2 separate regions of the Homo sapiens genome follow, and region 2 is linked to region 1. Evidence: chromatin loops called from intact Hi-C (ENCODE). Cell type or tissue: dorsolateral prefrontal cortex. All regions are shown on one strand. Links, peaks and the distances in the headings refer to the core of each region. The heading gives the core; the rest is flanking DNA. Region 1 overlaps VPS41 (VPS41 subunit of HOPS complex). Region 2 overlaps POU6F2 (POU class 6 homeobox 2).

Region 1 (15,947 bases), core at 3,820-11,819:
ATATACCTACTGTCCATACACTAAGCAATCTGAACTATGTAGTTATACTCCTAAAGTTAAAAAAAAAGATTAAAACTCTACCACCAACTTCTGACTTCAAGTACAAAATAGCCCAGATTTAAATGTTATAACCACATTAGTCATGTGGGTAATGTATGTCTTTCTATTTACAGAAATACAATCATGTGCAAATAATTTATTTCAACTTCACCTTGGCAGAATAACCCATCAAATTGATATTACCCATCCACCAAGCAAATGGGCAAATGAACTTTTCAGCTGACTCATAATATGGCAATTTTTTTTCTCAGATTAATTTTTTCAAACTAAATTATAAAAGTCATGGTACATCATCCAGGGCATACTTCTCCTGAACAGCTGTTTCCCAGAGTCACTGATTCATTCAACTCAATATTAAGCACCTTCTATGTGCAAGTATTGTGCCAGGTCCTCAAGATACAAATGGTGAGCAAAAACAGACCCTGTGTGTGCTCAAAAGGAGGTGACAGTCAGGTAGAAAAGACAGAAATGTATCAAATAATCACAGGATCACTGGAACCCGTGACAAGTGCTAGAAAGGGGAGGAGGCCTGCAGTGCTGTAGTGCCTAAAATGGGAAGACCTGACTCAGTCAGGGAGGTCCAGTGGCTTTCCCAGTGCTTTCCCTGGAAAGCAACACTCTAGCCAAATACTGTGCTAGACAAGGGGAAAGAGAGGCATGGACAGGTAAAAGGTCAGTGTGGCTGCAGCACAGAGACCAAGGAGAAGCTTGGCATAAGCTACAGCTGGAGAGGTGGGTAGGGGCCAACACAGATCCCCGTGATCCACTGAGGAGTTCCATCTGCACTCTGAGAACGATGTGGAGGAACTGAAGGATGATGACAAGATCTGATCTGTATTTTGACAGCAGTGGGGACAGCAGATGACAGTAATTCACAGTGGAAGAAGATAAACCAGTTAGGAGGCTGCTGCAGGGATCCAGGCAAAAGACTATGGCAGTCTGGGTGAGATTAATGAAGACGAAAATTTTGAATGAAGTTTTACATCCACAGAAGGCAAGTGTTGGAGCCATACCTATTTCAACATATCGACTTGGCAAATCCCTCATTTCACTGGCATGCCGTTCCTTCACTGAGCACACCTGGAAAATAAGTTCGCAGGTTATTTTATTCATTTGATGGAAAATTCTTCATAACATTTTATTCAGTATATGGTATCTTTGTTAAATTAACCTTGTAGCACTGCAGATGGAGTACAATCTACCCTATGACTTAAATGACAGAAATTAATGTAAATGACATATAGCAATCACTATTTATATTCACCAACTTTATTCCTCAATAAAGCCTGATTCACATAAGTTCAGCTTTCCTGGTGAGACTGAACCTGAAGTCAAGTACTAATCCAAGTACAACTTCTGTCAGTGATCAGGGATTTTTCCTTTTTCTTTTACATAGTGTTCTTTTATAGCTGCTACCATTAACTGTAACTATGGTATGGAAAATTCTAAAATATAGAAAAACTCAAAGGGGAAAACAAGCATTAGTCATTGTTCCAGCACAAAGAGAACACCATTAATAATCTTTTTTATGAAAGCTACTTTTATTAACCTAACAATTTAATACAAGTAATTCAATATGTTATTTAAAGATTCTTCTACAACATAATTCTGTAAAGTTGTTATAATACAGTGAGCCCTCCATATCCATGGGTTTTGCATCCATGAATTCTACATTCATGGATTTAACCAAACAAGGATCAGAAATATTCAGGAAAAAAAAAAATTCTACAAAATTCCAAAAAGCAAAACTTGACCTTGCTGTACACCAACTACTTCATTAAGTCTATGCAAATGCAGTGATGTGTAGGCATTGTATCAGGTGTTATAAGTAATCTACAGATGATTTAAAGTATACAGGAGGATGTGCATAGGTTATATGCAAATACCGCATCATTTTATATATGCAAATGTTACATCATTTATATAAGCATCAGAGGAGCCCAGGATCCACAGGGGTCCTGGAACCAATTCCCCACAGGCACTGAGGGATGATTGCCTTTTATTACATGAATGTACTATACTTAATCAACCCCCTTTGGGGGCATATTTTTTTGTTTTTATATCTATTGTAAGCAATAGTGCAATCAACATACTTATATATAAAACTTTAGGACTTTTGTTTACTTAGGATAAATTCCTAGAAGTAGAATTGATACCAATGGGTACATAAACTTTTGTAAGGTTTTGTTTTTTAATATACGTAGTATACTGAGTTGCTGCCCAGCAACACTGCAGCGACTCAGTGAATGCAGAGTGCCCACTTTCCCTCAGGCGGGGCTTGAACCCATGGCTGCAGAGGTAGAAGCCTCCACATAGAAGTGACCGGCTGTCTTCTTCCTTGATTGCTTTTTGCCATTTGTCTCTTGTCCGTTTCATATAACTGCCTGTCCACTTCTCCAATTTTCTTCCCTTCTGGTAGACTTTTGAGCTTATAAGTTATCCACTCTTCTTCCCACACTTACTAGGGAAACTACTAAATCATCTAATGGCACATTCCACAATGCCAAATGGACAACTGTTTTAATGTGCTGATATAAGTACATGAGGAACAGTCTTTCAAATGGTTTGAAGTATAATAAAAAAGCAAATGTATCGGCAATATTAGTGAACACTTTTTTGGGCAGTTACTGGCAGTGCTCCTGAGTTAAGGCCTTTGTGAAATAGATATCATTATTTTCTTAAGATTATGGTGCAGTGGGGGAGACACAAAAATAAGGCACTTTACTGAAGTGTGACAGGGAAGTACAGAGCAGGGGCATCTCCTGCTAGGGCAGGAAGACTTCCTGGAAGAAGTGACATGTAAGTTGAAGCAGGAGAGACAACACAGGAGAACACGGTGATATGACAGCATAGGGCCTTCAACTGGAAGCTCAATCGGACAGAAATGAAGGGCATGGGGGAAGAAGGGGACAGAGTTGAGGCTGGAGAGTAACGGAGAGGCAGATCACAAAGAACCTTGGAAGTCATGTTTATGATCAGTTATCCTATGGGCAAGGAGGGGACTGACCTCATCTGACCTGCACTTAGATTATTCTAGCTATACTGTTTAGGATAGGTTTAGGGGGGGTAAAACCAGCACCAAAAAGACTTGACAGGAAGATGAAGTGCAGAGATTTGAGAGACATTGACAGAACTTGAGGGCTGACAGTCTTCCAACACTCAGACACCCCTGAAAGACAATGTTATTATGTTTAATCCAGAGATGAGGACACTGAGGCTCTGTGAGTGATGCCAGACTGCCTGGCCAGAGCTGGAATTCACACCAAGGCCTGACTGGTATCTCGCTGGTCATGCCACAGCTTGAGAACAAGGATGCATTGCACTACTGGTAGCTGGGCATGGCTCTACTGCACTCCTCAGCTCTGTGGTCTGGGCTCACCCAGCACCTGTCTCATAGGTAGGAAGTGGCAGGTAAAGGTGGGTGAATAGGTAAGTGCTACCTTAAGCTCATGTCTTGCATAAGCACAAATCAATGACTGTAAGAGCCCTTTACCACTGATAGGTGGGTTCTTGCCCATGAACTCTAATCTGCTTCCTCCACTTCTCCACATGGGTGGATAACAGGCATCTCTCAAGTAGACACACCTAAAACCAACTCTTGCCTTTTTCACTCTAAACATGCTTTATCAACAGTCTTTCCCATTTCAGCAAAAGGTAGTTTCACCTTCCAGTATGTTAGGTGACTGTGATCTTACACCCCACATCCAACTGTCAACAAATACTGCAGAGTCTACCATCAAAATATATCCAGGATCTGGTCATTTCTCACCAGCTGCATTACACTGACCTGAGACAACATTATTTTTTATGGAGATGACTGCGGTAGCCTAATTGGTCTCCCCTCTTGACTGCCCCTTTGCCGTTTAGCTCCACACAGCAACCAGAGATCCTTCCAAAATACAAGTTAGATCACTTAACTGACTCCACAACAGCTCAAAGCCCTGTGCTGGCTTCCTACCTCAGTCAAATTAAAAGCCAAAGACTTCTCAAGGGCCCCTGGGCTCCAACATCACCTGCTCCTCCACCACACCCTCCCCGACCCCCACTTACATCCCTCTCCTCCACATCTGCTCCACTCACTCTGACACAAACAGCTTCCTTGCTGTTCCTCAAAAGCACACCAATCACACTCCTGCTTCAAGAATTTTTGCACTCCTGCTCCTTCTGCTAACACCTCCTACCCCAGGCCCCCATAGAGCTGTATAACTTTTCTCTCCAGATCTCTGACCAAACAACATATTAGTTATTGGACAGGCCATCCCTGGACCACCCTATATTAAATGGTACCTACCCCAATCCCTTTTCCTATTATCCTGTTAAAATGTTCTCCTTTTTATTTGCCACCTTCAACATGCTATACTTACTTGTTTTTGTCCACCTTCCTCACTAGAACATAAATTTCCCAAGGGAAGGAACTCATTCATTTGTATATTTGTGTTCTGCAACACTAGAACACTGCCTGGCACACTGCAGGCACCTGGTAAACGTTTGTTGGGCAAATGAATGAATGAAGTAAATGGTAAGGTCCAATTGCACACTTTATTTTACTGTTTCTGGTTGCTTCTCCCCAACAAGATTGCTGTCCCTCTGAAGAAAGACCACGTCCTTATCTCCTCTTCCTTCAACAGAACTCACTAAGAGTCTACACTGAGAAGTGCTCAACATATAGAACTGAGTTTGAAGAAAAGGAACCTCCAATAAAATGAAATATTTGACATAAAAATTGTATAGAAGCTGGATCTTAACTTGGGCATAAAGAAAGGGTATATGTTTCCCATGGCTGCTATAACAGACTGCCACACTTGGTGGTTTAAAACAACAGAGATGTTGTTTTAAACATCTGTTACAGTTCCGCAGGCTACAAGTCTGAAATTGGGTTCACTGGGCTAAAATCAAGGTGTTGGCAAGGCTGTACTTCCTCTGGAGGCTCTAGGGGACAATCTGCTGTCTCCTCCAGCTTTCTGGTGGCTGCCACCATTCACTGACCACCTCACTCCAATTTCTGCCTCCACAGTGGTACTGCCTTCTCCTCCTCTCTTCCATGTTAGCATCTCCCTCTGCCTCCCTCTCATAAAGATAAACGTGATTGCATTTAGGGCCCACCCAGATAATGTAGGTTAATTCCCCATCTCAAGATCCTTAACTTAATCATATCTTTTGCTAAATAAAGTAATATTTACCTTTTTGTCATATAAAGAAACATTTATAGGTTCTAGGAATTAGGGCTTGCTATCCTTGGGGCCATTATTCAGCATACCAGAGAAAGAATTTCTGGGAGTAATGAGTAAACTTGTTACATATTTCTACAGGCTAATTTTCCTTGTCTTTCACCATAAGAAAAGAAAATCAGAACTTTAAAACTAACAAGCAACCTGGTCCATTTAAGGGATTTTTAAAATACTAAGAATATAAATTTATTGGATGAGTAACCACACACGTGGGACAGGGAGCCCAGGGAATCCCTTTTTCCATCCTACGATATAGGCACAGTTTCCTTCCTGTTACCCTAAATATAAATCAGGTTGTGTTCATGTAACACATGAAGAAAAAAGAACCTGAATGATAACAACATGAGGGCTGGGAGGGCCTGAAGTGTAACAATGTTTGTTTTGCTAATAACAATCATTACATTAATAATTTTCCACTTTCCCTTTCCAGAGAAGAGTACATTTTAAATAGCCACGTCCCCTTCATGACATTGCTAGAACTTTATATAATAATGACAGCTAACATTTATTAAGCAATTACATCAGATTCTATGCAAAACTCTTTACATGCATTGGCTCATTTATTTCTCCCCAAAACTTGTGATGTGAGAACAATTAGCACTACCACTTTGCAGATGAGGACAGTAAGGCTCACAGAGGATCCCAAAGGAAAATGGAGAAGCTGGACTTGATCCCAGGTCTGTCTGGCCTCAAAGCCTGAGCTCTTCCATGAGACTACTGCTGGGATACTCTCTCATGCCATTTTTATACTTCCACTAATTTTTAGTTTATTTTGTTCGAATTAAGCTGTCTATTTTTTAAAGGGAAACAACTTTTGGCTCTGAAGTATCTAATATAACAGAAGCACTAGTAGGCATAAAATAAATGTGAATGAGCTTTGGGCCCCCTTTCACAGAACAGCTAAATTTCATTTACCCAGGCGCATAAGGGTCAGATAATTAAACTTCAGAAAATATGCCCAAATCTTATTATTGATGATAAGTCTGGGTCTCTACTCTATCAAATTATTACCAAGCAGCAGGATGATTTAATTTTAACCTTCTCTCTCCACTATCAATAACTCTAATGAAGAAGTGAAGGGTCAAAGCTAAGGGAAAATGAAAAGAATAATAAAGAGAAGAAAACCTGACTAAACAACAAAACTAACCCCATGTTCTGTAAATAGCTAAGGCCAGCTGGGATGTGAGAAATTAAAAGAAGATTGAAAAAGACAGCACCATTCTCAACACGAAAAAGTTCACAAATAGTTTTACATGCCATGGAAAAGAAAGAATACATCTTAAAACTTATGCACAGGAAATAATTTGAGCATTAAATGGTAATCACGTCACAATAACATCCAAGTGAAAAGATTTGGGTCCTAGAAGCCAATCAAGACTCACAGTCCTTTGGACCACCCTCAGTGGATCTATAACAACACGGACTTATTATAAAGACAAGCAAAACCACCTTGACAGAAGTCCCCCAGCCAATAATCAGTGTCACATTGTCCTTCCAGCAGAGGCTGCAGGGATACATGTCTGGGCGAAGACTTATATCATCCCGGGGCACATTGGTGATTCTTTGCTTTGAGATGATGTCAAAAATCTTCACACCCTGGAAAATAATACAGCAGTAAGCATCCTCTACTCAGGAGGAAAGTAACAGAAAACTTATTAACAGCCCCTGCTACATACTACCAATAACCAGCACGGAGAAATATTAGCAGTGTTTACTGAGCATGCAAGGAAAATGCTCCTGCTCCACACAAACCCTGTGGGAACTAAAACCACAAGGAAACCTCCACCCTTCTTTCTGGACAAAGGAGATTTTCTTAGATGGCATGGGTGACTCAAACCCAACAGAAACATGAAATGTACAAACATCAATAGCTGCATTTCCAAACTGACAGACAAGTAACATTTCTAATTTTATCGTTCCACCATGAAAAATGAAGTTTGTTTTTTAGAAAGGCTTTGAGTCTGAAAAGCCACCTATATAAAGAAAACTACATCTGACATTTTAAAGTTCTCAAATGAAAACATCAGGCAAGCAGCTAACTAAAAATGAACCAAGAGACCACAGCTTTGTTTTACCTTCATCGTGACCCAGGAGAAGTAAGAAAAGTCCAGAATAAAAAGGTAGAGTCTAGGCAGATTTCTACCATTTAAAACTGAATAGAACCGATTTACTAAATTATACCTTGATGTTTCAAAAGATATGCCAGATGTCAAAAAGACCATTTTTAAAACTTCCTACTAGCCCCAATTCATAGCAAGTAAACTTTAAGTTAAAATGCAGCACTGAAAATTACGATCCACTTTCTTACAGACAGGTCTATACTTCTGTCTATGATTATACTGGGAGTAAAAGAGAAATCAGCAATATTCTGCACTTGTTTCATATCAACTCTTACTTGCCTTTGGCCAACAGGCAAATGATATTTTCAAGACCCATTCCCAATGCAGTCCTTCAATTATTAAGATAGCTTTTCATTTTCTTGGCTACTCTCCATGCCTCAGGTTTCTTACTCTAAAATAGATTCCAGAATATGTTGGGAATTACTATATTATGAAAGCCAAAAGCAATCTAATTTCTTTAACCTCCTAGGTATGATACCAATCGTCCTTACACCCTTTAGAAATCACCACCACAGCAAGTGGCATCTTTTCCCTTCATTACAGCCCTATCAAGTTGGCCATTCTTCTGCCACTGAACAAGCATTAGGAAGACAGAGGCATATTTTTTACCATATTATTGGCCCAAGCAATCAGATGGCCTCTCCACTTCACACTCCTTATGTTCCCTTCCCCTTCATGCAGAACAGCAGACTTCCATCTGTTCATCCAAGACCGTTCAAACAGTAGCAGCTAGGGACAAAAAGCATAAACAAAGAATCTTAGAAACTGAAAATAATGTATCAGGTTCTTTACTTACTAGTTTTACCTATCCTCGTGACCAAATAACAAACAAGTCACTCTCGACGTCTTTAATGTAGACTTACAGTAGTATGTTATTTGTACCTTGGAAAGAATTCCTAGCACATCATATTCTCCCCAGGAAGTTGTTTAAAATGGATGAGTGTTGAAGTTACTACAAGGCCAAGCCACAAGGTGGCACCAAAACACCAAGATTCATGGAAAATAATGCACATTAGTTAATCAAAAGATTTGTATCGCAAAAGTTCTTCAAATGATTGTCCGGGAACTAATTTATTTTGTAAATTGGGAAATCAAAACCTCTTTTAAGTTTTTCACTGAAAATAAGATATTAGTCACAGATTAAACTGTAATAGAAACAGTCTATGTTTTTCATTTGACTCAAATAATTGAACAATGACTTTTGAACAGTAATTCATGTCACAAAATAAAAAAACAATTGGAATTAAGCTTCTTTAGAAATTTCATAGTATCTAGGGTCTTTATTTTAACGGGAAGATTCTATCATTCAAAAAACCTGCTGGATAAATTTTAATATAAAATATAACTGGTCAAAAACCTCTACGATTAATAAAGATGTAATTCTAGGAAGTCATACATTATTAAGAACACAATAAATATTTTTCTTGACATATTCCATTTAAATCCTTTAAGAAAAGACATTTATACAGTATGTAACTTAAGGCATGCAATCCTGAAACACATGTTTATCCTTTCAAAGCAAATGCTGACAACAGATTCCATAACAGAATTACTAAAATTCCTACCACTACAAGCAATTTCAGTCTACCTTAGTATATTTTATGTCCTCTACCCACCCCAAAAGAGGCAGGGGAAACAGGTTAACAGGGGAAAGAGAGTAAATTCACATTTTATTTGTATTTCCTGTATATCTTTCTCAATAGACTAATACAGGCAGAGGAAGCACAAAATAAAATCCCTAAAATTAAATATGATGTCCATCATCACAAGTAAGCAAAGTACAGTTACTTTAAAATGCTACGACAGTTTGAAGTTGTGTGACTTCACAACTTCCACAGGGAGACTGGAGGCAGGGATTCTTCTGACCATACTTAGCCCCATCTTCCCATCAGATATATTCTCAGAGACCTTCTAACCCACCCTGTCCTCTCCTATCCCAGGTTCCAATTCAGAAGTCACTACTACCATGCCTTCCTACCCCCACAGTTAGAGGCCTTCGGGAGTGTCCCCAGACTGTGATTCAGCCTCTTCCTCCCATTTGCAGAAAACAGAGAACAGACCCCAGAAATGTAGGAAAGGGGGAGAAAGGCTGAGCATACAGTTCCTGCTACAGAGAAGATTATGCCCCACTAAAGACAGGCAGCTAAAAACAATTATTTTTATTTATTTATTTTTGAGATGGAGTCTCACTCTGTTACCCAGGCTGGAGTGCAGTGGCACCATCTCAGCTCACTGCAACCTCCACCTCCTGGGTTCTAGTGATTCTCCTGCTTCAGCCTCCCAAGTAGCTGGGATTACAGGCATGCACCACCATGTCTGGCTAATTTTTGTACTTTTAGTAGAGACGGGGTTTCACCATGTTGGCCAGACTGGTCTCGAACTCCTGACCTCAGGTGATCCACCGGTCTTGGCCTCCCGAAGTGCTGGGATTACAGGTGTGAGCAACCACGCCTGGCCACAACAATTAAACATGATGAATTGATAAGATCAAAATGTCTATCTTCTATCTGTGGCCTGGATCTGATGGAGGTGATCGTCCGAAATGGGTGAAGCACAGTGAGTGCTCAATAATCACCTGCTGGAATGAAGGGTTGGCAGGATGGCCGGGAGAACAGCAGGGTGGGACACAGCATCGAATTCCTTTCCCTCACCAATTCCCACCTAGAAATGACCAATGTAGTACTAAGAGGAGAACAGTCTGCACCTGTGTTGAAAAAGTTAAATATGCTCCAAATTTTAAGCTAAAAATTATGTAAAATATGCTAATAATAAGACTCCAGTGAAGGCCATGATTTAACTCATTCCCCCAGAAAAAGCCTGCCTGGGAAGTCAGGCAGGTACTAGAATGCCACAACACCCCCTACACTCAGTGTAATGGGGCAGGAACGAAGGGGAGTGGCCAGTCTTACTCTGAAACACAAAGGGTTGGGTCCCCAAGCATGTAGCCAGCACTGTAGCTGTCCCAGGTAGGAAGGAAAGCAGGCACTCTGACAAAAGGCAGGCACCTATGGAAAAATCCTGCATTTAAAAGAATACAAATTATCCAGGGAGTAATCCCCAACTTGTGACTCCATATGAATAACAAGACATTCAAAAAAAACAAAAGAACTTAAAAGTAAAATCTAATTCTTATCATCATAATTCTCATGTAACAACAAAATTAAGAAATTAATAACGAAGAATGAGAGAAAGAACAATACAAAACAAAAATGGTACAAAAAACATTCTCAATCTTTGGGTAAAAGAGGAATTCATATGGTAACCAGAGTACTTTGAAAATGAGAAATACTATAAACCTAAACTTTATGGGATACAATCAAAGTTGTAAAAAAAAGGAAAATCTAGATTTAAAAGTTAATAATGAACATGACATGTCGCTACACAACAAAACAAAAACATTTCATTGAGGGATACGAAAGGAGAACTCAATAAACAGAAAGGCACATTATTCATGGATAGTAAGACTCCAATTCTCACTAAAGAGCTTAAGTCTCATTAAATTAACCTATAATTTTAATGCAAGTCCAAAAAAATCCAAAGGGATTATTTCTAGAAATTCAAAAAATGCTAAAAATTCATTTTAAAAAATGAGAGAATAACAGGAATTTTTAAAAAATTAAGTAATTTAGGGGGAGGAATGGATTCATCCAGACAGATAGTAAAACATTTTATAAAATCAACACTCAAAACAATACAGCAATGTTTCTAGAATTGATAGATGAAGGAAAAAGAATGAACTGATAAAGACGAATCAAAATGATATGATCAGGCATGGGTATGTGGGGTGGGGGGTACAGTGGAGTATGTGCAGAGAAAGAGGTATCTTCAAACTACTGAACTGCGGTCTTGGACACCGTCTTTCTGGAGGATCATTTGGCATCATGGACTCAAAGCTTTTAAAAAAAATGACACCAGGAAGTTGCTACCTAGAAACTTACGCTAAGAAATGATCAGACAAGTTAGTAAAGATGCATGTAGAGCTATTTATAACAGCCAGAAATGGACTAACAACTGAGGAATGACGGAGCATAATACGATGGAGCACACACAATGAGTATGTATCCATTATTATTTTATGCATGTATCTTCATTAACAGAAAAAGCTATGAGGGCATATTAAATAAAAAAGCAGATGACAAAATAGTATTCAATACAATGTCCTTAAAATAAAATGTGAATGTGTATTCACATATATTATAAAATCTAAAAGATACATGACAAAGTAATCCTAATTCGATAAATGCGTGCTGAAATTTTATATTATTTTTATTTTATAATTATTCTGCACTAAATATATGAATTTTTTATGTTAATACATTAATGGGAATGAAAATCCATTCTCTTATTTTTACAATCAGGAAAACTTAGGGGAATAGTTAAAATGAAACAACAAAGTAATATCAAAAATTCACTGGAGATTGGGTGCAGCGGCTCATGCCTGTAATCCCAGCATTTTGGGAGGCCGAGGTGGGTGGATCACCTGAGGTCGGGAGTTTGAGACCAGCCTGGCCAACACGGTGAAACCCCGTCTCTACTAAAAATACAAAAAAATTAGCCAAGCATGGTGGCCGGCACCTGTAATCCCAGCTACTCCAGGGGGTGAGGCAGGAGAATCGCTTGAACCTAGGAGGAGGAGGTTGCAGTGAGCCAAGATTGTGCCATTGCACTCCAGCCTGGGCAACAAGAGCAAAACTCTGTCTCAAAATAAATAAATAAATAAATAAAAATTCACTGGAACTTAAAGAAGTAATGTTTGAGGCATATTGAACATGTATTAGAATGAATTTACATAAACTGTATATACTTTTCAAATAAAACATTAACTTCTTCAGAAAACTGTTAATTAAATCTTGTTGCAGTTCCTACCAAAATGCAAGCTCACTCCAATGGACCCTTTCTGTTATACTTGGTGTGCTCCGAGCTATGGGAGGAAGCAGAGGTGGCAGAACTCTGGCCTCCTTTTGCCTCCTACTCTACCTCCCAAAACAAGAAACTAAAAACTTCCAGCAGAGGGGAGGAGGCAAAGGAAGGACAGACGAATTCTGAATCCAGGCCATCTCAGGATTGAGTCCCAAAAACCTTGTGGACCCTGCTCTGACATGCAATTAAAAGAGCAAAGAAGCTTCTCCCAATGACATTTCTACAATGCAGACAGGCACATGCCATTCTATGCAACTGATGTGTGCTCAAAAATGGAGGGGGGCTAAAAATTAACCTCTGTAAATGAAACAAATTTTAACTAATTAATATTACAAGTTTTGACAGGATTCACGTTATTTTCTTATGTTTTTCAAATAGCCTAAGTCCCTATCACTTTATATTTTGTGGATGAAAAATAAGAAAATATCTGTAAATAAAGTAGGTCATCATAAACATACTAAGGAAATACTAAATAAAGTAGGTCATCATAAACATACTAAGGAAAGTCATCATTTAAGAGAATTCTTTTGTAAGTCAAATAATTTTCCCCCAATTTATTGGTTCTGTATATGTTTTATGGTCACACTGGTTTTCTCACTGCACAACTAACTATTAAATCTTGTTCACTGAGATTGGTGTGTTTACCTTGCATTTCCCCAACCAGTGCATTGGGGAAAAGGATCATATCTTATACTTTGCTAGACCCATAGGCATAATAAATATTAAATACTAAGTAGGCTATCCGAGTCTACTAGTCTTAATTCTTTCCTTCTCTGACCATACACACAATGCGTTTGCTACAGGAGGAGCTACACGATTTCCCAAAACGTTTCAGTTACTCAGCCTATCTTTACAGTTAGTAATACTCCTAAAATATTTTGAACACAATGGAATCTACTCCAATCTCAAAAATTTAAAGAACCCAATGACTAATTCACACAATCAACACAGCCTTGCTTTTAGAAAGGGCTCACTTCTATGGATCCCATATCCAGGCATGTAATGTCAGTCTATTTCCCTTTGCTGAAGGCCAGCAGATAGAATTTGTGCACAACTTGCCAAAAATTTGAAAGCTGCTTTTAAGGTTAGCCTTCCTCTATTAGGTTTAAGTAATTGCAGCTCTTTTATTTCAGAGACACGAACTGGCCACACGTTTGGCCTGAACGGTAATTTCTGAAATGTGTCTGCAGGCCTGCAGAAGGCTCTCTGGATTGCCACAGCGCCTACTTCTCCAGGCTCTCTCGCATGTGGCCTGCTTCTCTCCTTGATGTTACCTGCCTGGCCCCGTCGAACATTTATTTCTGCCTTTCCTCTCCACCCTACTTTATTCTTCACTCATGAGTCCACTTTTCCTATCCTACATAGTATAAAACCTTAAATGCCTGCTAGTAATTATGGAGTCATTTCTATATCTCTGAAACTCTCATGCAGGATTTGCTTTGATTTGACATAGAGTTTCATACAGAAGGGAGAATGGCCAAATGATCCACTCTCCATTGGCTTTTTTATCCTAATCTCTGTGAATTTCAAGCAGAAACATATTTTCTGACAAGAATGCCAAGGAAAGCTTTGCTTTGGTGATTTAAGAAAACATGAACTCCTTTTCTTACAAACATTCTATACTAATTTAACTACCTCAAAACTACCTGCCTGTACTTCACTGACATTTAATAATATCCATTTTTTCCTTCCAGTCATAAAACTGCCCACAGACCTACTGAGCACGAATGTTCTACAAAGCATTTTATGGGGTAAGCCATTGAAAAAAACTACGCTTAAAAGCAGCTGGTTAATTTATTTGGTTCATCTTCCATACCCTGTAATATTGAATTGTCATTATCACAATACTAAGAGCAATTTAAGCTCAATGGGAGCTAAGTACATAGAGAGGAAAAGCTGTTTCCAAGAGGTCTATTTTTTTGTTGGAAAAAGTATTTTAGGGCTTTATTTCCCATAAATCCACATTCTGGCAGTCAGCACTCTCAATACTTATATTTCAATATGAGCCCTCACATCCTCAGCAATATACTTTATTCTCCTCTGTTTTGTGCTGATAAATCTATCTAGTGCTTTCCTACTCTACAGAGTGGTATAAGGACATGGAGCCCAGAATCTCCCACATGTGTGGCAAGATTCTTATCAGGCTGTAATGAAGTCCCCGATTCTGGTCACCTAACGCCCATCATTACTTGTCACTCACTCTTCCCTGATGGAGTTGAAAAGAGTATCATTGGCCCTGTTTTAATCACCTTGTGATCTTTCAAGTTGATAAATCACTTGGCTCCTTCAGGCTTCCTAAATACTGACCACACTGCTAGCTTTGAGGCAGACAAGAAAGTGGGCAAGATTCAGCAGGGGCTTCAGCCGAGGGTCAAGGCTTAGATACCATGTGTGTTCCCACGGGGAGAACCAAGGGGCTTGAAGAAAACAAATATTTCACAAAGGAGGACCTGTGCTACGTCAGGAAGGTGCAGAAGATCCAGGTAATAAAATAGAGAAATAGAGAATAGTAAAACCCAGCAAATAAAACTGTCTCAATAAAAATAAACAAAGGGGATAACAATGGGAAAGTCTTGTTACAAAAGGATTTAAATATTCAAGATTAGAAAAGATCATGAGCAAAATTTTAAAAGTCAAGAAGGCAAGTGAGAAAAATATGAGTGAGTGTGGAGAAGACCTAGGATGGTGGCTGGCTACTGATGGCAAATGGGGTCTTGAACCCTGAAGGAGGCAGGAATGAATGACCAGGAACCCATATGGAGCAGGTAAGTGTCTTTGTTTTGCTTCGTGCTTAGGCTTAGTGCCAAAGTTTCAAACACGCAGCTTCTCTAAACACCACCAACAGCTCTACTGTGTCCATCAAGATAGAATATAAACATGTGGGAAGAAAAAGAGAACTTCCCAAATATATTATTTCCTTAAATTCAGTGGTTATTTTCTGAACAAGTTATAATGCTTCAATCTCCTTTATCTGAATTTAACATGTTTAAAACCAGTTCAGTATAGACAAAATGTTGGTACGACGGAAAACCTCTGTGCACAAGGGTTCCTAGAGCCCACTCAAATGCCACTTGCTTACAAACAATATTTTAGTAAACACCATTCCTATGCAACACAGACTTTTTTTTTTAACTTGTATTTTAATTTCAGGGGTTTATGTGCAGGTTTGTTATGTAGGTAAACTCGTGCCACAGGGGTTTGTTGTACAGATTATTTTGTCACCCAGGTATTAAGCCTACTATCCATTAGTTATTTTTTCTGATCCTCTCCCTTCTCCCATCCTCCATCCTCCAATAGGCCCCAGTGTGTGTTGTTCCCCTCTATGTATCCATGTGTTCTCATCATTTAGCTCCCACTTACAAATGAGAACATGTGGTATTTGGTTTTCCGTTCCTGCATTAGCAACACAGACTTTGGACATGCCCTTGCAGTTAATTCTGCGAAACCTATATAGACAGACCAATGCTCTGAAATTTAAAAAACACTGTATCAACATAAGGTAACGATCAATTCAGCAACCAAGAAATCCAAGCAAAGCTTCCATGAAAACAAAATAAGTTAAACAACGGACGTGCCATTTAGGAGCAGCTTTCTTTGCATTAAAAAACTAGAGATGACA
Region 2 (15,947 bases), core at 4,334-12,333, 670 kb after region 1:
TGATCTAGAGATGGGGCTAACAAAGGCAAAAATTTTACTTTCCCAGCCCGCTGATTCCCAGATCTTGGCCACTTGCCATAAGTAGTGACAGTGGGGTAAGGAAAGGGCCAGGGTGGGATGCCTGCTCCGGAGCCCCTCCTCAACAGACCTGTCTGGCCCGTCAGTCCTATACAGGTGAGAGAGCAAGTTTTCTGTGTAGTGAAGCCTGCTGAATAATGGTAAAGGATCAGTAAAGACAATGGCACACAGAGTGCACCACACCCAGACTTGGTCAAGCCAGGGCCACAAAGAAAGATTTCTTTCTGTAGTTGTCAGCAGATCCCCTGCATCAGAATCGCTTGTGTTACTTGTTAAAAATGCACATCCCTGGGCCCAAAGCAGTGACTCTTATACCTGCCAAATTAAGAAAATCACAGTCCTAAAAGTGATATTGTTACATGGAACGTCTCCAGCTTTCCATCTTTTCAGTTTCAAACCTCCATGCTCACACCCTTGCAAGACTGCCAAACCCTTCTTCCCTCTCTCAGAGAGGCCAGACCCCTCTCTCACTGTACCATTCTGTACTCTCTGCTCTAAACCAGAGTTTCTCAGCTATTATTTTATTATCACCCCACTCCCCCTGCAAGCAGCATTTTTAGGTGTTTTGTTTTTATCTTAATTGCCCTCCTTCCTCCCCACCCCGCCCCCCCATAACATTTTAATACCACAGATATGTTGCACATCTGCCCTGTTGATGTACTATGGCCCTTTGGGGGACCACACCATTGTACTAAGACTTTTCCTGCCTCCCCCTCAGAACCAATATCAGCCTCACTGGAAACGCATGCTTTAAACGCAGGGTCACAAAACGGGCTGAGCAGGGAGCAGGTTGGAGGCTGGGTGGTGTGAACATGAGGAGGAGCTGAAGGAGCAGCCAGAATCAGTTCCAGCCCACTGGACATTACCAAGTGCAAATGTACATCCGGAGCAGCCAAATCTTCTAACATTCAGAAGAGTTTGGGAAATGAAGATTTTCCTTTAGAAATAAATGTTTACATGTTAGCAAGTGCTTTTTTTTTTATGTAAACACTAGGAAAGCTGGGTTTTATTTGCACACTGCTCATTTGCAACTTTTGCTCTAGGGATTTCTTTCACGGGGAAAGGAAAAAAGGGCTCGAGACTGCGACTGCCGAAGTGAGCTCCCACAATCCTTAGCGAGCCCGGAAGCAGCTCCAGGCTGATGTGCTCGTGGGGTTTGGAATCCAGAGCACAGCCTCCACTAGGGACGGCCCGAACAAATCTCATTAGCCAAGGGTTGCCTGCCTTCTGGGAGTAGTTTTGGGAGAAAAAAACAGGACTTCCATTCATCTTAACAGTCAAACCAATTTTATAGTCACTGCCCACCCCTGCCCCGCCCGAGCTCATAGATTCTCAGTGTGCTACACTGAAATATTCACTACTCCTAGCACGAACTCCTGCTTCACCCTACCAACCTGACAGGTCCCTACGGTGCCCTGCTCCTCCCTGCATTTCTGCCTGTGTGCACGCTGTCACCACTGACCAGACTATATGGCTCCTTCATTCTCTGAAAACTGCCCATTGGGAAGACCTAGATGAATCCTCCCTCCTCTCCACTCTCCTGTCTCTGCACACCCGGTGTGGATGTCATACCATTAGTTCTTGATTATACTCTGCCTGACACTTTTCTCTAATTGTTTCTAATGCATTAGCATTGGATGCCAACCCCCTATAGACTGTAAACTCCATAGAGGCTGGAACTGTTTCTGAGGCTGGAACTGCCCCTCCCTCCATTCCAGACTCCCAGAAGTTACTTTTCAAAAATAATTAGACTGATTGCAGTAGTTGTACCACTTTCCAATCTTTCTACAACAAAATTATGAGTAATGACATTCTACAGGACTTTTGTCGTTGTTGTTTTAATGTGAAGATAAAAGACAATCTATACCTGTTTTGCTGATTCTGTTGACAGAGTCCATTTTCCTCAGGCTGGAGAAGATCCCTCCCCAGTAATGAGAAAATCTGTACATGAAGCTCCAAGCTCCCCACAGATATTAACATCTTTATTTAAAAGTCCTTGAAAATGGGCATTTGGCGTGCAAATGTTCTGGTTTTGTGGGTTTTGTTTTGTTTTGTTTTGTTTTGTTTTGTTTTGTTTTGTTTCACGACAACTAGAGTTTCCATAGTTCTCAGCCCAGAAGAGTAATATAGTCTGCCACAGTCCTTGGACAAGTACTCAAATTTACTGAAATTGATGGGCTATTGCGCAGAAAAAGGAAGAGAAAAACTTTTCACCTAAGTCCGAGGAATGAGGTGAAGAACAATAGAGTCAGCTCACAGGGAGAATGGCTTTGCTACAGGCAGGATTGAGTAGCACTTTGAAATCTTCCACCATCCCCAACCCATGCTGTCTCCAGCTTGGTGTACGCTTTCATTTATCCAGGGATCAGTAGCCAGGGGGGGAAAAGTTTCATTCTCCAGCTGTTGTGTCATTTCCCTTGATAAGTCCTAAATTGACCGCGTTATCAGGCACCAAAGGAGCTTTCCTGTGGTAGGCATTTTTTATTATGTGCCCTTTCAGGGGACAAAGGCGTCTGTGTCAGTAAACTGCTATGGGGGGAAAAAGACAATATCATTCTCGCAGTTTCATAAGCATGCTCTTCTGAGGGACTAATGTGAATGTAAGAAATTAGGCAACATTATCATCTGTTAGCCTAGCTGTTAGCCTGACTGCTTTGGCGATCAGTTGAAGGAAAAATACAAAATACTATTGTCTTCAAGAGCAATTTTTAGCACTAAATATGCTAATTAAAACATTTCAAATGGAAACCTTTCCCTTTTTATATTTTTGCACAATATTTGAACATACTTATGGGCAAAATGGAGTCGCATTCCCATAGCAAGTGCCTCCCAGTGCTGGCTGTTATTTGTTAAGCCCTAAGGAACATGCTCTGGCATTGGGGAAGTGGCAGTGTGAACAAGCTGTGGTTTTATCTGGGACAGAAACATCTCGAAGGATGATTTGTGGAGGTGTAATGAGTTGCGGATGGAGTGTTGGGTGTCTCACCTGGGAGACAAAGCGAACATTCTCTGAGGTTGGTTTCCTCACTGCTCTGCTGTTAAAGAGAGCCACTTTCTTATAAACCGTAATAAACAGATATTGCTCGGCTGTGTGTTGACGTATTGATCCTATTTTTAAAAACATCTCCACAGATCCTCAAACGGCAGCGGGTGAGGTGGATGGGGTTAATCTGGAGGAGATCCGAGAATTTGCCAAAGCTTTTAAAATCCGGCGCCTGTCCCTTGGCCTGACCCAGACTCAGGTGGGACAGGCTCTCAGTGCTACAGAGGGCCCCGCGTACAGCCAGTCGGCCATCTGCAGGTAACGCGCGCCTGCATGCTGTCACCTCTTCTAGCCGCCCTGGGCCTCATTTGTCCTCGCGGTTCAGCTTTTCTTCGTCGGGTGGGCAAAGCTGGAGGGGCAGAGAGTGGGAACAAAGTTTGGGGGCAGCTATATGTTGGGATTGGTGATCTTGATGCAAACGACGCTGCTGAAGCAAATTTGGGGGTCCTGGCTTGATAACTCCTGTCAACTCACAAAGAACTTCCAAGGCAGTCTCATTGGAAATACACTACCCCAGGGTCAGGGGCCTTCCTCCTGGGCCCACACTCCTATGCAGCTGAGAGCCACCGACTTTGTCTGCACGTAGGTATTCTGAGCAAATGTTGTAAAGCTGCCATTCCTAATTTGTGTTAACGCCTTTGCTATTTCTGCCCAGAGATGGCTATCAGGATTTTCCAAGAAAACACACATTTTAAAAAAAAATTAACTATCTTGTGACCTTGAAGGTTTTAACTTGCCTTCCCAGACACAGCTTTAAAAGCACATTTATAAGAAATAAAAAATAAAAGAAAAGAAGCGGTGGCTGCTTTAAATGGCTCAGAAAAGGGTAGTGAGAATCTGGCCTAACCTTGCTCATCTCCCCCAAATTAAATAAATGAATAACAGAATCCAGCCTTGGTTGTGTTCAAGTTGATCCGGGTTAAGTGGTCAGAAGCAGGCCCCGTGCATGCATGTGTGTGTTGCACTAATCCCATGTTTATGCATGAGGTAACAAAGGCACTTCGGTAAGAGCTTTTTCCTCTTGGGCAATACCTTATGAGTCCTCCTCCAACAGGAAAAGCCAAGAAACCAACTCTAAACTCATTTAAGTGGATTTTGTTCTTGGTGATCCATGAAATGCTGTCTTTTTATCTGCTCTTTATACTTTTAATGTATTCCCCAAAGGACGGAAGTGTACTTTTCCTGCAGTTTAAGACTAAGGTTATAAATAACATCAGTATGGGGTAGTAGCTTGCAGCTCACATTTTGCTCAATGATTTCCCATAAAACCCATTGATTGTTGTTAAATACAAAAAGCACCATAGGATCCTCTCACTTCTATGGCCTCCCCTACTGTTTTTTCTTATAAGATACCTCCCTGTAGAAAATAACCTTTATTCAGTCTATACAAGGATACTACTGCTGGGAAATTTGTTTCAAGGCTTGTATATGTTATTCCAAACAACATGTACAGAAGTGTCAACACTAACAAACAGCATCCATGATATGAATACCATTGCTCCCTGTTGGGAAACATTAATTTTGTTTCATCTTGACAGCCTTGGGATAAAGGCAGCCACAGGTTTTTAAGTTGTTGCCAATTTTCTATTGGTGCTAAATTCCTGTTTTGCTTATTTTTAGTCCTAAAACGTGATTTTCTTTTATTGATACAAGTGCTGGCTAATGTTTAACTCATACACTTAGCACTTCTTGGGCATTCCCAATAAAGTATGTTGATTTCTAAAGTCTACCCCCAGAGAGAGGTCAAAAAAGCTGTGGCTGAAATGTGGAGACTTTGGGAATTTCTAGTATAATAGAACATGTCTGATGCCTTGACTTTTGGGCCTTTCTCTAGCTTCCAGTATTTCAGTGAGATCGTTTTAGGAGCTATCTACCAAGAAAAGAAAGAAAGACCGAGATCTTATATTGGAACAATTTAAGTGAATTCAAAGGGTGGTGAGGAACCTGCTTTGGAGGCTGCACACTCAGGCATCGCTTGTCCCTCATGAGCTGCAGTGACTCCTAGGAGCTGCTTTAAATCCCTCCTTATCAGAGGCACAGAGAAAAAAGCATTACCAATACACTGATCAGCCCTATCACAACCTCTGTCCCCTCGTGCCTTGACACTGTAAAGCCTGTTGTGACGCTATCAAATATTTAAGCTTTGGGGATTTTATGGCAAACGATGGCAAAATGTGGTATGTGGCAAATTAGCACAACAATGAGAGCTTTTGAGGAGCTTGCCATAAAGGACAAGTTCATTAAATAACATTAAATGATCAGTTCACTCTGTATTGAAAGTAAATGTACTCCTTCCGTCCTTGACCAGTACTGGAAGCTGGGTTTTTCAAAAATAAACAAATAACCCTTGAGTTCTACATGGAAGGGAATGCTATGGAAATTGCATTAAAATTTGGTTCTGTTTGTGCTGCTTATCACATTATAAGAGATCTAAAATGTGCTGCCAAAAATAAGATTGTGGCACATAAAGAAAGCCTATCCTTTTCTGTCCTTTTGCAAGCATCCTTACAAAACATATTCTGAGTAACATGGGCTCAGTTTAGCTCTATGAGAACAGACCATTGAAATAAAATACACTCTGTAGTCAGAAGTTTTTCAACAGCATGGGACACTGTAAAAGGGAGAGGAGAATTCTGTGTATCCAAAGCTGTCATACTGGAGAGTTGTGAATTTGGATTTAGAATAAACAAACAAACGAATAAAAGGAATTCCTACTTTTTTTGTACTTCATTGAGAGTGAGTGTGAGTTTGGTACCAGGGCGACTTCTTAAAACACTCTATATAATTTTGTCCAAGACGCTTCATATTTTTTAAAGTCAATGTAGCAAAGAATTGCTGATGGCAGTTGATATATAGAAGACCTCATTTACAGAAAATGATATCATTCAAGTACAGTTTGCAGATATCACACATTAAACACAGCTTGGTGCCCTGGTGCAAAAGTACACCATTACACCGGCTGGTGTTTGGAAGGCAGGAGGTGGCCTTAGTACACCCAGAGGTGGGGTGTTTTATAGTAATTACAATGTGTCCAGCTGTTTGAGCCAGAACAGGAAAGTAGCAATGGGTAATGTTTTACCTGGAAAAAGGGCATGTTGTTAACTTACATACGGTGAAAATTGTTTGTTCCCAGGGAGAGAAAAAGAGAGAGAAGTCAAAATGAGACACAAAAGAGAGATAAAAAGAGAGCCATATAAAAGTCCCAATGGCCATCAGTGACTATGATAATAGCAATAACATTTTTATAACCAAGTCAATGGGGGTAATTTAAAGAAAACCAAATGTAAAACACGTAAAGAATCATTTTAAATGAAAGAATGTGACAACTGTCATCTTTGATGTCACTTCTTAGCGTTAATTTTTGCCTTCATGAGTCTGAGGACTGAGAAATGGAGCTGGTACTATTCAAATAAATGCTTAGATCTCAGAGTTTATAGGGAAAAGGCCTGTGAGTTGTTTGCATGCCTATGATATGTTATGATAGCTCATGCATCCTGCTGTCTCTGCTTCTCATCACCCCTGTCTGTGCACCTGTGTGGTTTGCATGGTCTGGCATGGAGCACGCTGGGAGGGTGGGCGCTGGCTTGGGCAGGGCTGGCTACCTTGCAGCTGGCTATTAACCTGCAGTAAATTCGCCCTGCCAGGCAGTCAGGCAGGCAGGCAGGAGGCCCACCCTGGCAGAGGACTCAGTGTAAGACTGTTCTTTCTCAATTTTCCCCCCCAGACACACCATCCTGAGAAGCCACTTTTTCCTACCACAGGAAGCCCAAGAGAACACTATAGCTAGCAGTCTGACAGCCAAACTGAACCCTGGCCTTTTGTATCCTGCCAGGTTTGAAAAGCTGGACATCACCCCTAAAAGTGCCCAGAAGATCAAGCCGGTGCTTGAGCGGTGGATGGCTGAGGCTGAGGCCCGCCATCGAGCAGGTATGCAGAACCTGACCGAGTTTATCGGGAGTGAACCATCCAAAAAGCGCAAGCGGCGCACCTCCTTCACACCCCAGGCCCTTGAGATCCTCAATGCCCACTTTGAGAAGAACACACACCCTTCTGGGCAGGAAATGACCGAAATTGCTGAGAAGCTGAACTATGACCGAGAAGTAGTTAGAGTTTGGTTCTGCAATAAGAGGCAAGCCCTGAAGAACACAATTAAACGCTTAAAACAGCACGAGCCGGCCACGGCAGTCCCTTTGGAGCCCTTAACAGACTCTCTGGAAGAAAACTCCTAAAGAGATGCCCACCCATAATCAGAAGCAAAATTCACAGAAACTAAACTCCACCCTTGGGACTCCACAACAACAACAACAACAAAATTTAATTTAATTTAAAAATAGCCCCAGTCGTCATCACCCTTGTAAGTAAATGACTAAGAAAACTACCAAGTGGACAGAATGGTTTCTACATGTCCGTTGGTTTTCCAAAAAGGAAAGAAGAAAATTTTTAGAAAATTTTTAAACAAGGAATACACCACACTGAAGGTGTGTGTGGTAGGATAGTTCCCTTCCCCCACCTGTCTCCCCCAAAGCCAGTTTTTTAATGGACTTAAAGCAAACCAAATAACCACGTACTTTTTTCTGTATATTATGAAAATGTGAACACATTTTAAGGAAAAAGAAAAAAAAAAACTAAACCAAAAACCAACAACGAAGGAACAAAAACTTTGATCTGTTCAAAGCGAATACAAGCCTGCCACCTGGAGGAAGGACTGCACCCCTTCAGGTACTAAGTGCTGATTCACTATGAAACCTATTAACCAAAGTCAGAAACATGGCATTGCAACGCGATCGTTCGTCTACGCTTCTCCGCACGTAAAGTTGTGTTACGAATTTTTACATTTGTACTAACAGAACAATAGGAAGCCTGATTTCTCCCATCTTTCCCATCTACTGTCTCCACCCATGGGGTGGGTACCATTGTTGAAGCCATTCTGTGAGGCTCACTATTGGGTTTTTTTGTGGGGGTGGTAGGGAGGGTGGTCTTTTTTCTTTGTCTTTCTTTTTGACGGGAGGGCATCCTGGATCGTGTGCCAAAGCATTTGTTGCTTTTTTCTCACTATGACTTGTGGGTTTGAGAAAAGAAAATGGAGCTCGCATTTCTCTCTTTTCCTCCATTTCTCCATCTCCCTCGCGCGTGGCTCCTGGGGTCTGCTGGAAGGCCACAGAAGTGGGGAGAAGCAGTGTCTTTTCCACTCAGATCCTAGTGAAATGCAGGAGAGACTCCAAAATAACTAGGGCTTTGCTCGATGAACTGTCAACACTGGCATAAGCTGTAATTGTGCTCACTGTCCACACCAGAGCTTGGGATTTTTCTCAGTCTGTTGGCCACGTACATGGAGAGCTGACCAAAACTAATTTTGTAATATAAACATAAGCTGCACATTTGGTTCAATACTTACATCTATGTTATGCTTCTGTGCAAAGCAATTTCTCTCAGAAGTCTGATAGCCAAAGAAATGTCTCAAGATTTCAGTCAAATACACACATGACATGCACACACCCATAAACACACACACAAAGAAACAGGCTAAAAAGAAAGTGATAGCAACTGGATCATTAAAGGCCATCGTGTATCCTGTTAATCTCATCTTTTCTGCTACTTCTTTCATTCCAATAGCGATGGCAGACTTTTTTCAGGGGGAATAATTACTCTTCGGGATATATAAATGGAGCAGAAAGGTGGCGGGCAAATTTAAACAACTGGAATTGGGGGCCAGGTTCTTCAGGGGAAAGGAAGTTTGAAGAAGCTTTCACCAAAAGAAAAAAATATAGAAGGGGCTTATCTAACAATCAGAATAGCCTGCAATATGAGAACTAGAGGATTATTTCCTTTAAAAAAAATAACTTAAAAGATCTGTGGGCCACAATAACCTAATAAGCAAGGACATGTTGGGATGTGAGGACGGCTGTGCAGGTGAGCACTTGGCAGCTGCCACTGGTGTTTTCACCCAGGTACAGGCAGACGGTGTTCCATTAAAGGAGCAGGCAAAAGAGAGCTGTCAATTTGCTTGCTGTTGAAATGTACATATTTATGCATAATTTATAATCATGCTAATGTATTATCTAGAAGTAAGTTGTGAAAGAAAAAAGAGAAACCCAATCTCAAGTTGCCCAACTGATTAGAAATGCCATCTCCTTCCCCTAATACACTCCCTCTCCCTGGGGAGTTTGAGTTTCTTCTGTTGGCTCCTTTGCTGTTTGTGTAAATGCTACAGTATAATTGTCCCCTCCAATGATTCATGCAGCAATCAAGAGACTACCAGCAAGGAAACTCTAAAAGGAATCCTGGAAGTGGAACAAGTCACTCGTAAAGGTGTTTCCATTTTACCAGTCAATGCTAACTGGACCACAGCTAACTTGATCTTCAATGCCAACATCACAGAGCCCCTTTCGCCACCTCAAAAACTGCACAAACATGGACAACCCAGAAACCCAAAACTTTATTGATTAAAACAGATTTTGGATTCTCCTAGGACCTGCTCCAAATTCCATCAAGAAAAGCTCCCTGCGAAGAGAAGTTAACAAGATAACATATGATGGATGCTAAATATTTAAATATATGCCGGCAGCGGTTACATAAGGCCTGCTCAGTTCTGAGATCTATAATTGGGAGGGTCTAACTAGGACAGGGAAAATATAAAATAAAAGTAATCTTCCAGAGTGGAACAAAAAAGAAATATATTCATCCGACAGTCGTAACACCATTCATGTGCAGTGATTTTTTTATAGTTTTATAATTTTGTATTGTTTTATAAATTATTTATAAGGTGTTGTAATGCTTCTTATATTAATTTTTTACAGATAAATTTTTTGCTACAAGGCATAAAAAGGTGCCTGAACCGATTCTTAGGAATATAAATTATACTGTGTAACTCATAAGTCTTTGGGACCACACCTAATGCTTAATTTTATGATGACATTTCTCATGTCTACTTGTAAACAACTTCATATGCCAATGGCGTTTAAGTGTCTTTTATGTTTCCATGAACTGAAGGTTAAGGTTGCCACCCACAAAAAATAAAAGCCACTTTGGGCATATGTGATTGTATTTCAAGCTTCAGTATTTTTCTCACATAATTTTTAATTATTGTTATCTGCATTTTCATTACTTCATGAAAAAATGACAGTGGATATTACATTTTACACTTGTTTATAGATTTTCTTTCTTTTTCAACCAAGAAAATATTTTGAACAATTGAAACTTTTAATTGCATTTGCAAGGTTTTGGCTTCTTTATGTTGTCATCACACAGATGCACACACACATACACATACAACACAAAAGAGAGAACAAAAAAGCAAAAGGAGCTAGGAAAAAAACAAAACAAAACAAGTAGAGGTGTATCAAAGAACTCAAGCTATAACCAAAAAGAAATCGTAAAATGCCTTTGCTCGTTTCTCTACGCTGGACCAAAGCTCAATATTTGTAGGTATATGCACATTGTATAGATATGGCTAAATGTTGCTGACAATCTCGCAATACTAAACTGTTCCTATTTTAAGAAAAAAAAAAGAAATACAAACTGTTCATCAATGTTTTACCTCAGCACTCTACTTGTACCCAGTTAATGACCAAGCTTAAAAAAAAATTGAGATAAAGGAAATTGATTTTCATTTCAATGTTTGACTGTAAAATCTGTTTGGATAACATTTTGTAATGAGCTTTTTGTCATGTGATTTGCTTGTCTTCAACTTGAAATTATGTGAGGCACATTTGTTTATTTGTTGTTAAGAAAGTGATTTTTTTTTTTTTTTGTCCTATGTGCTGTGATCTAGACTGGTCACCGGGGTCACTTATGAGGCACCACAAAGAGATCTGCTTCTCCGTGCCCGGAGCAGGCAGCAGGAGGGAGGGCAGGAAACAGGACTGGGTTGCTTTGGAAAAATCATCATGACAAGAAGTTGACATGATAGACTTGTGACCAAGAAGCCAAACTGAATATTTAAAAGCTCCTTACTTGCTCTGACATTGAAACCAAAGCTGATTTTATCTGCACAGGTTGCTTAATATTTAAAAAAAAAAAAAACTGTACTTAATCTAGAGCAATATCTGTATGGTCAGTAAAGCTGCACTTTGTGTATTTCTTAACAGCTTCAGATCTGTCACTTTTAATTTGTACCATAAAAAATAAATAATTGTTTGACATGAGCTTCTAGGCTAAGTGTGTCTCACACTCAGATATGTCATTTAAGTTGTCAGCATTTTAAAAACTGTACATTAAAACCCCAAATGTTAAGGAAAGGAAGGGGTTCAAGACAGATTGGTTAATATCATGATTATTTTAACTTTTCAAATGACATATTGTATTCATTGGGACTCTTTTGGTTGCAAGTTATAGGAATTCAACTGAAACTTGCCTACACATAAAGGTACTGTGTTGTTTGACTTAATGGGAAGTTCCGTTGTGGACCTGAAGCACAGCTGGATTCAGTGGTTTCAAAGATGTCATCAGCCTGTCCTGCTTGGCTTCCTTCTCAGATGGATTCTCTAACCATTGACTCTAAGGCTTTGAATCATTGCGCCCTTCTCTAAACTAAGCACTGGTGCTGCGGGGTGATGCACATAAATTCATGGTCACAGGCTCATTCCTGTCTGTGGGGGGAGGGTGGGGCCTCACTCTGACGACCCTGTGGGACCACAAGGATTGAAAGAGGAGTACACATAAGAACCGGAAGACAAAAAAATAGAGCCATGGTAATGAGCAGACAAAACCCAGAGCCACCACATTCTACGACTAACACCCAGCTGTGTGCCAGGTGTCGTAGAGAGTTCTGTTGGTGAAGAGTGATCTGCTAGTCTAAGTAATGTCTGTAATGGCATGTTCTGGAAAATTGGACATTTGGCATATGTTCCTGCTTGAAGTTTAGTGTGGGTAGGAGGGGAGAGTGAATGTTGTTATATAATTCACTAATTCAGAAAATAGGATCATCTTGCTAAAATACCAGTAAAAAAAATTTAGAGTCATAATCGCCATACTTTCAGTGACCTTTAGCAAACATTTTTTATGCTACATGGAAATCTGTGTATCAACTTCATACTGTGATTGATAAGAAGTGCTTTGGAGTGAGCAACAAAACCAAAAATCCAAATGACCATGCATTATAAATGAGCCATGAAGGGGCCAGGGAGCTCCAAGCCTGACTTTAAAAGGGGCAAAAGAAAAAAAAATGCTGATACTTCTGCCTTGAAGGGTGGGGAAAAAACAAAAAATAAAGTCATTTTCAATGGCTTTCTTTCCATATTTAATATTCTACAAATATTATTGGCAAAGGTCCTGCCTATGATTATGCCTATTATGAAATATGTTTGACCTAGGAAACTCTAAAATGTCTTCTTTAAAAAGGACAGACATCATTTACATTTAATCATTCCATATTCCACAAATATCTGCTAAGCATTTAATGTGTCAGAAAATCCTGTGTGCTGAGGACTCAGAAATAAACAAAAAGAATCTTTGCCTTCAGTAAACTCATATTCATTGTGCAAAAACCAGTGATATTTCTCCAAAAAGTAAAATAATTCCATGTTTCTTATAGTATAATATTTCAAAAATAAATTTCAAAACTAAAATGATAGGAAGCAATTCTGAGGCTGACTTCAAAACTGAAAATGGATGGGTAGGAACAGCCTAAGCTTAGAATACAATCACAAGTATCTTTTAAATGATTCCAAAAGCTGTTCCGATAACAATTTTCTACTAAACCAACCATATGCACACAATATATTCAGTGTAGCAGGACAATGGGTGATGAGTTTAATAAAGAATCTATGCTTGGAAAGAGTTCAGAAGCAACATGTAGATAAAACTAACACGTAACAAAGACAAGTCTGAGCTCCTCATCCATTGTTCTGCACTTCGAAAGGAGTCCAACCAAATGCACCCATTTGTCTTACCTACCAGACATTGAGGAAAGCCATGGTCAAGGGAAGAAGATGACACCTAAGGAGAACTTCAGTGCACTGCATGAAAACCTTTCTAAAACATGTGAAATATTTCCCTGTTTTCTTAAAACAATTATTAACATCACTTATCCTCTTCAGGGCCTTTCTCCTATTTGCTTTATCCTTGTTAATGGCTCTATCCATCAGCCACCCAAAGCAGAAGTCTAGAAGTCATCCCAACCCCTTTATACACACACACACACACACACACACACACACACACACACACACCCTAAGTCACTAAAGTTCTGGCAATTCTGCCTCATGAATTCCTTTTGAATCTGTCTCCCACTCTCCATCACCCACTTCCACTACTTAGTTCAGACCCACCTGCCTCTCACCTGGATCACCATGATATGCTCCTCCTAGCCTCTACATCCATCATATGTTTACCCCAGAGTAGTCAAAAGGCCAGTATAAATAAATTTCTCTTTTGTTTAAAACCTTTCCTACGTTACCTTCAGAAAGAGAAACAGACTCCAGCACAGAACACAATACCTTTTGCAACCTGGTCCTTGCCTACTTCTTTAGCCTGATCTCTCATCAATTCCCAGTTCATAGAGTTATGTCCTTGCCACACCAAACTTCCTAAAATTTCTCCAATGCCCAAAGTACTTTTGATGCAATACCCTCTGCTTGGAATGTCCATCCACAGTATTGTTGACCTATCTAATTTCTATTCATTCTTTAAGCCTCAATTATGTTCAATTCCACAAATAGTTATGTGCCGGGCATTGTGCTTCCTTCATCAGAACATTTATCAAGTTTGCATGTTTATTAGCCACCTCTGAAATATTAAAAAATGACTGCCATTGATCTCTGAGTGGCCTGTGGACTTGGCTTACGGGTAAGTGTAGTTGGCAATAAGTTCTTTTAACTAGTTGTCATTTGCATGTGACAGATCTTCCTTGTCTAATAAGAGTAACAGTCATATTTGTATCCTTTTCAAAGCTCTCTCGTATACATTATTTTATTCGCTCCTAACATAAACCCAAAGAAGTGTGGTGATTCCTGTTTTATACATGAGAACTAAGAATCATAAAAGTTAATAGTCTTCACCAAGATCCCAGAGTTCATAGATAGAGCTGGTTCTTCAATACACTAGGAACTAGAATATTCACCAAGGTGAGGATACATTGAAACACAGTAAACTCTGATACAGCCATGTCTTTGAAGTGTCAGTGAAAACTACAGTATCTGATATATGGTAGCAGTTCAGGAAAGGCTTACTGCTGTGGATAATTACCAGTTATCTAATTAGCAAGTCCACTGTGATTTGGGTGAACTTAGTCTGAATGCTTACTGCTTGGCAGAAATAGTAAAGGACACATAAAGGGAAATTAGAAATGTCTATATACATTGTATTCTTTTATTATCACTGAGATTTAGGGTCTCCACATAAGAAAACAATTCCAATGATTCCAAAGGTAAATGAGTTAAAACCAGTTGAAAGTGAAAGAGAAAATCAGTGGGCCCTAGTCACTAATCCCACTAGCAAGTAAAGACCATGCGATGCATGTGGAAATAGGAAGCTGGCCTGGGACCTGGGCTGGAAGGTCCATTCCAGAACTTTCTTTGATACTCTTACGTCACTTTTAAGAGTTTTAGTTGGCTGGGAATGGTAGCTCATGCCTGTAATCTCAGCACTTTGGGAGGCCAAGGCAGGTGGATCACCTGAGGTCAGGAGTTCGAGACCAGCCTGGCCAAAACAGTGAAACCCCGTCTCTACTAAAAATACAAAAATTAGCCAGGTGTGGTGGCAGGCTCCCGTAATCCCAGCTACTTGGGAGGCTGAGGCAGGGGAATCGCTTGAACCCCAGGAGGTAGAGGTTGCAGTGAGCCAAGATCGCGCCACTGAACTCCAGCCTGGGCGACAGAGCAAGACTCTGTCTCAAAAAAAAAAAAAAAAAAAAAGAGGTTTAGTTGTGCTCCTGACCATTTGCCAGACCTGAGATGGTCATTCGGGAAGAAATCACACTCTTCCCATTGCCTTTTCTATATCACTGAAGTCTGGGATCTGTGTAAAAGGATCTGTATGGGTTAATGGGCTTTGTTACTGAGGTCACTGGGGCATCACCTCTAAAAGAGGGGACGTTTCCAGGGTGTTTGACTATTTGCACATATGCAATGGTAGGAGAGCCAATATAACAAAAAAGATCCAGAACTGAAGTAGTTCCAAACAACGAACTTCAGTCAAAGAGCAAGAAACTCATATGCAATAATAACACTCATGGTGAACTATAATATTGAACTCCTTTGCAGATGCTCTTATTAATATGCTAGATAAAAGAAGCAGAAAAGAGGCTGGCATTTCCTGGATACCTACCATATGTAGGTATTACTGTCCTCATTTTCAAATCCTGCACTATTTTCTGAGATTTGAGGCCTGCTTAGATATACTTATGCTACTAATAAATGTTCTCATAAAGGAAGATTCACTAAGACTTACCTACATTTAGACTGACTAAACTCCTGAACTAATGCATCATTGAAGTGGATCACTGGACCTCAGACAATGGATTTTTGATCCATGGATCTGGTCACCACTTGGGCCACATCTGTGACTACAGATGAAGGAAAAGAGATCATTTGGGAAACAGTTTTGCTTCTTTTACCTTCCAGTTTTTGTTATTGTTGAAATCTTTTATTGTATAAGTAATCTATTTTTATTATAGAAAAATCAGAATATACAAAGAAACAAGATATTTTCATTATAAATTATTATAATTCAGCTGTTTTTCTTTATATTGCTCTTTTAACATTCATGGGCTGCTTTAATTGTTTGTCTTGAACTTCAGAGACAGAGGGTAAATTAGAAAACCAAAAATAGAACTCACATATCTTGAAATCCCATTTCTGTGAAATGCCACAGCTGTTTGGGTTGCCAA

Evidence for each region. Hi-C counts contacts between places; a loop is a spot of excess contacts. Peaks named below come from ENCODE experiments on the same cell type or tissue, not always from the same donor. Only the 100,000 strongest peaks of a DNase experiment are listed, where the experiment ranks them.
Region 2: it touches region 1 in a loop (2.8-fold over the local background); 69 of 110 quality-filtered maps call a loop at or near these places.

The regions. Positions count from the first base shown.
Region 1 is chr7:38,788,728-38,804,674 of GRCh38, forward strand. It overlaps VPS41 (VPS41 subunit of HOPS complex), which reads right to left. Exons shown (of 29, transcript NM_014396.4): 8 at 8,018-8,137; 9 at 6,738-6,884; 10 at 1,074-1,140. Among named protein-coding and RNA genes, the nearest start is that of VPS41, 110 kb to the right of the region's middle. In dorsolateral prefrontal cortex, for the core only: CTCF peaks have their summits at 8,374 (motif pointing right) and 8,584; a DNase peak (open chromatin) is centred at 8,384; H3K27ac peaks cover 442 bases.
Region 2 is chr7:39,457,337-39,473,283 of GRCh38, forward strand. POU6F2 (POU class 6 homeobox 2) reads left to right here. Exons shown (of 10, transcript NM_001370959.1): 9 at 3,211-3,379; 10 at 6,846-11,265. The coding sequence ends at 7,350. All of the region lies in intron 2 of LOC105375238 (a long non-coding RNA gene), which reads right to left. Among named protein-coding and RNA genes, the nearest start is that of POU6F2-AS1, 59 kb to the left of the region's middle. RefSeq lists enhancers at 5,145-5,646, 7,666-8,167. In dorsolateral prefrontal cortex, for the core only: CTCF peaks have their summits at 7,801 (motif pointing left) and 8,002; a DNase peak (open chromatin) is centred at 7,845; H3K4me3 peaks cover 506 bases; H3K27ac peaks cover 619 bases.